Linked DNA regions of Homo sapiens: region 1 is linked to region 2. The links are chromatin loops, found by intact Hi-C in ENCODE. Cell type or tissue: MCF 10A. All regions are shown on one strand. Links, peaks and the distances in the headings refer to the core of each region. The heading gives the core; the rest is flanking DNA. Region 1 has its middle 11 kb from the start of ID2. Region 2 overlaps KIDINS220 (kinase D interacting substrate 220).

Region 1 (2,914 bases), core at 161-2,660, 110 kb before region 2:
TTAGGTGTGAAATTGGTATTTTTGAGATGCATACTGAAGTTTGTAAGGATAAATGACATAATATATAATATTTGCTTTAAAATCCTCCAGAAAAAGAAAAAGGGAGTAGGGCTGGATGAGCCAGATATAGTGAAATGCTGCCGCTGTCACCACTGAGTGACAGGCACATAGGTGTCCTCCGTTCACTCCTTTTGCATATGTTTGGGAATGTTTGTGATAAGTAAGTTAGAAAAATAACCCAGTCCTCTATCTACTGGAGCACAGAGATGCCCCCACTGCCCAACTCTCTGAAAAGGCCCTGGCCTCCTGACACACTGCTTGGCACCCTCATTCACTTCCTCAAGATTGACCTTGACTGAGACAGCAATTGAACTCTCCGCCCTTCTGGCTCTGAACTACTTTCACTCCTACTGAGACGCTGCATGGCTATGACAGGGGCGCCTAGCATGGATCTTAGCATTTGGCAGCAAAGAAAAGTGGCCGAAGCCTAGGAACGTCCTGGCTTCCCTTCCTCTTCTGCCTGCTGCCATTATAAGTAGAATGGCGTGTGTACTTCCACGTATATGATTATGCCACTTCTTGGAATGTGGTCTTAGTTTTAAGTTAATTCTCCACCTAGGGACAACGCTGTAAGTTTTATTTTACAAACATAATCTTCTAAATAAGCTCTAAATAAGTTTCATCAGTTCTGAGAGAAAGTTCTTAAGCACACAATTCTTCAATATTTGATGTTTCAAAAATCCTATGGAAGCAAGTTAGGCAGAGAAAAGGACAAGGCCATTCTTAATGTTGTAATTTTACCAGAGTTCGCCAAAGCCTCCCAGGGGAGGAAAAAAAAAAGACTTCTAAAAAATGTCAACTGAAACTTTAATTGCCTGAAGTAAAATATTTTAAAGAGTGAAAATTTCAAGTTTAAATTTAATCCAAACCAGTTAAGTTGATTCAATCTAAAAATATCTTGACTGGGAAGGAAATTTTTGGACAAGTTTGTCAAGTCCTGGCTTTGTACCTGACAATGACTTTTAGAGAATCATCCCCAAACAAGTAGACGCCCTTGAGTGCTCTCCCTGCAAACCGCGTTTGCTGCAGGGCAATGCCAGCTCACACAGGCCAAGGGGTAAAAAGCAGGACTCTTCCTGCTAATTATTTTTGTTGTATCATCTATTGTCTACAGGAACAAAACATCCACCCTAGCGAGCTGCTCCTGCAAAAACGGGGACACCTCTTGCCACTGAAAGTCTCTGACGTGTCGATGGAGTTACACTGATGTATTAATTTATTCGGCAAACATGCATGGGACTACGCCAGGCGTGGCTCTAGGTGCTGCCGACACTGGGATGAAACAGCCGGGATCCCTGCCCCTGTGGAACTTGCATTCCAGCAATGGGAGACAGACCATGAGTGTGTCTCATATGCATTCGAAGACAAATAAAGCAGGGAAAAAGAGGAGACAGAACCTAGGTGACCAGTTATGAAGTATGAAGGTGTTGTCTTCTGTCCTCAACCTCCGGTCGCCGGGACCCTGCAGAGCTCAGCCGACTCCGGGTTAGCATGGCCAGTTGGGGGCGTGAGAGAGCAGCCGCAGCGGGGCGGCGGGAGGATGGGAGCGGCCGCAGCCCGTGTGCTTCCCGGGGACTTCCCGTCCACCTGGGGGTCCCAGCAGCCCCGCCCAGCACTTCTTCACCCTGGCCTCCCTGTGGCTGCGCCTGAATCCAGACCGCGCTTTTCCCCACACTCAGAGGACCAGCCTGATGGCCCCCGTCCCTGAGCCTGCGGCCCCTGCATAGAGGCTCTACGTCCCAGGCACAGGGACCCTCCTCCAGCTTCTGAGCTTCAGTCACTCCCGCCTTTCCCCTCTGCTCCCTCATCCTGGGGGGCATGCTGCCTGCGGCACTGCCTCGGTGACAGCTTGGAGTGCTGTCTGTTCAGCTCCCCAGTTAACACATTCTAGCTAGTTAGCAAGCTTACTCTCTCTCTGAGAGCTCGGGGGGTTTCTGTCTCCTGACGGGGCCCTGACTGGTACCCCAGGCTCCATGAGAGCACCGTGGACAACAGGAGCAGCCGAACACGCAGAATCTGCGGGAAGGGGAATCGGGCAGTGGGTGCGGCCCGTGCAAAGGCCCGGCGGCAGCAGCCATCCAGGGAAGTCCCACCTGAAGGCAGTGAGGGGCGGTGGGAGTGGTGACGGGGAGGGGGTGGAGGGGGCTGGGAGCTGGTGGGGGGCTGATGGGGGGCGGTGGGGGCAGTGGGGGCTGGCGGGGAGTGGGGGAGGGCTGGTGGGAAGTGGTGGGGGCTGATGGGGGGCAGGGGAGGGGGCTGGGGGGTGGTGGGACGGTGGGGGATGGTACGGGGGTGGGGGAGAGCTGTTGGGGGGAGGTGGGGGGATGGGGGCTGGTGGGGGAGAGGGCTGGGGGAGAGCGGTGGGTGGTGGGGGAGCGGTGGGGCATGGTGGGGGACAGTGGGCCGGAGCAAGGCAGCCAGGGGCCCAGTGCGAGGAGAGGAGAACGGACAGGATGGGGGAGGCCCATCACACCCAGCCTCACAGGCCGCGCTAAGAGCTTTGGCCTTTACTTTGTGTAAACTGGGACCTTGGAGAGCTTTGCGCAGGAGAGTGATGGAACCAAACTATTTAGCAGCCACATTTCTTTTAATGTTTCTCGTTTATAGGTTACACATTTGTTGTTATTATTATTGATTTAATAATACTGTGTCAAGATAAAGTTGTCAAAATCACGGCACCCAAACTTCACATTATAAAATTTTAATCACAACCTGTTTTATCACAATCGCTTTGCAGCAACGGAAATTATTCGTAGTAATTATTAAGTTGGTGCAAAATTATTTGTGGTTTTTGCCATCACTTTTAATGGCAAACGCCGCAAATAATTTTGCACCAACCTAAATATTATAACTA
Region 2 (2,914 bases), core at 100-2,599:
TTGAATTCTAAAAACAACAACAACAAAAACAAAACAAAACGCAAGCCCAAGAAATTAATGTATTCTAGAAAATATATGATTTATGCCATAATCATAAAACTAATGTTTTCAAATAGGTGGCCTATTATTGTCATTTCCAATAGTAAAATGCCAAAATAAATAGCAAGAAACATACCAAAAATGGCTAGGAGGTATCTTTTGTTTTTGAAAATACATTAATGATCTTCAGTCATTAGAGCTATTATGAAGTTCAGTTATTTAAATGATAATCTGAAATTGGACTCATTTACAATAAACTAACTCAGTAATGAAGGATAAAATAGTTGGCAGGGTGACTATTTTAACACCTATATAGAATGTGTTTATATATAAACACATTCTAAATTAAATAATCCAAAGTCAGGTGAATCAGACTTCAAGAATTCTTTATAATAAAACCCATAAAAAACACTAAAGTAAACAATGAATTAATAGCCATGAGCTATTTCAAGAAAAGTGTAATATACTGTTTGGCTTTCATAGTAACCTAGAAACTACATTTTCAAAACCTGTCTTATTTTAAGTAATTCTTTTAAAAATTGCACATCTATTTTATAACAATAAATCAGGCCAGGTACGATGACCCACACCTATAATCCCAAAGCTTAAGGAGGCCAAGGCAGGAGGATCATTTGAGGCCAGGAGTTCAAGACCAGCCTAGGCAACATATGAGACTCTGTCTCTAAATAAACAAACAATAAATCAACTAAGAGAAGAATGTGACTCACTACCAGAAGTAGTATTAAAACTGCTTCTTGAGATGTTCATCTACTTCAAGCTGTCATACAATTTCCCTATAGAAATATTTTGGGTCAGCCCCCAAAATTGAGCTGTCATTCTCCCACATATTAAAATAACACAGCCTTTTCAAATTCTTGAGCCATCAATCATCACAGAAACAAGCCACTTGTTCACTTGACCAACTGTCCAGAGGAGGCAGGTGGAAGGTATGTCATCTGCAGCTGCCTACGGACTATGCTGCCTCCACCAGCACAAAAACAGGGCCTACGCCTTGAAGGTTTGCAATGAGTCAGCTCCTGCCAGTATGCAAACAGGAGGAACTGGTTGATAGTGTGCCAAAAAGTATGACATAAAGAGTTTACTCTTGTTTCACTATGACCCAAGATCTGGTACTGTCTCTTCTCAGAATCCTTTATGATCCACTCATGTAACATACTAATTCTATAAATAGCAGTCTGTATTATTTTAACTGTTTCTTATGCATAAATATTGTTTCTTTTAACCATATTCTTATAGGCTCAAGGGAAAAGTGATATCAGGCTTCTTCACCTCTCCAACACAACTGGCACAGGCTGGGGAATGAGGAATTAAAAATTGCTAATCAGTAAGATGTATCTAACCAGTTTTTAAGCTTTCTGGCTTCTGACAGCTGATTTCTGATTTTTAAAAATCTGTTCATTGAAGAGGGAAAATAAGGCACAGCTAAAAATATCCCAAAAATTACAATATTACTTTAAATTTTATAAGAAAAATATTTTAATGCAGCACAATGTTTTCCCCAATATTAAAAACCATTTGATTTGAACAGTTTATTAAACAATTTGTACTACGTATAGGAAAAAACAAACTCCATTTCACATAAATTCTTACAACACTAAATACTTCTATGACCAGATGTGTGGGGTTTTTCCACATCCATCAAGCAATCAATTCTGCAGCAGACACCAGCTGGGTATTCTCCAACTCAATTCTGACACTACCTACCTGGAGGTAGCATCAGACCCCACAGGCAAGTGTTCGGTGCCCAAGACTGCCCCCGCTTCCCATGCCAATGAAAGCTCAGGTTGTCTGACTGGCTGTAAATTGGAGCTCCCACAACCCCCTCCTTGGCTTTGATTGATTTGCTAGAGCAGTTCACACAGTTCAGGGAAGTACTATTTACCAGTTTCCATAAGGGATATTTTAAAGGATAGAAATGAGCAGGCAGATGAAGATACACATAGGATGAGGTCTGAAAGGGTCCTGAGCACAGGAGCTTCTGTCCCCATGGAGCTGCGCTATGCCACCCTCCCAGTACGGGGATGTGTTCTTGGCCATCTTCCTGGAAGCCCCCTGAACTCAGTCCTTTTGGGTTTTTATGTGGGCTTCATTATGAAGGCATGATTTATTAAATCATTGGTCAATGATGATCAATGCAATCTTTAGCTCCTCTCCCCTCCCCAGAGGTGGTGGGTTAGGGCTGTGAGTTCCAACCCTCTGAGCACATGGTTGGTGTCCCTGGCAACCAGCACCTCAACCAGTGGGGTTATCTAGAAACTTTCCAAAAATAACCTCATTAACATAAGCTCAAGTGTGGTTAAAAGGGGCTTATGATAAGTAACAAAAGACTATATTTCATCTTTATCACTCTGGAACTGATCCAGAGCTGTTTCAAGAACCCAGGACAAAAGGCCAAATATAACCAAAGATACTCTTATTGCTGTAGTCACTTATGAAATTACACAGGTTATAGGAGCAGTCAGCCAGGAACCACGGACAAAAACCAAAATATGCACAGCACATTTTGATTAATGACAGATGGCATATATGACATAAGTTCCATAAGATTATGATACTGGACTTTCATTGTACTTTTTCTGTGTTTAGGTATGTTTAGATAAAGAAATACCATTGTCTCCCAACTGCCTGCAGTATTCAGTACGGTAACACACTGCACAGGCCTAGAAGCAACAGGCCATACCATAGAGCCTAGGAACGGAGTAGGCTATACCAGCCAGATGTGTGTAAGTGCACTCTATGATGTTCCCACAATGGCAAAATCACCGATGACACATTTCTTAGAACGTATCCCTGTCATTAAGCGACACATAACTCTCTATATATCACACTAGGATCACTGAAAGCTATTCTTTAT

What was found. A loop is a pair of places that touch in the nucleus more often than their neighbours do. Peaks named below come from ENCODE experiments on the same cell type or tissue, not always from the same donor. Only the 100,000 strongest peaks of a DNase experiment are listed, where the experiment ranks them.
Region 1: it touches region 2 in a loop (6-fold over the local background); 2 of 110 quality-filtered maps call a loop at or near these places.

The regions. Positions count from the first base shown.
Region 1 is chr2:8,691,875-8,694,788 of GRCh38, forward strand. No RefSeq gene overlaps it. Among named protein-coding and RNA genes, the nearest start is that of ID2, 11 kb to the left of the region's middle. In MCF 10A, for the core only: a CTCF peak has its summit at 1,577 (motif pointing right); no DNase peak of the experiment used is centred there.
Region 2 is chr2:8,803,121-8,806,034 of GRCh38, forward strand. KIDINS220 (kinase D interacting substrate 220) reads right to left here. Exons shown (of 30, transcript NM_020738.4): 8 at 1-7. Among named protein-coding and RNA genes, the nearest start is that of KIDINS220, 33 kb to the right of the region's middle. RefSeq lists an enhancer at 737-786. In MCF 10A, for the core only: no CTCF peak of the experiment used is centred there; a DNase peak (open chromatin) is centred at 1,071.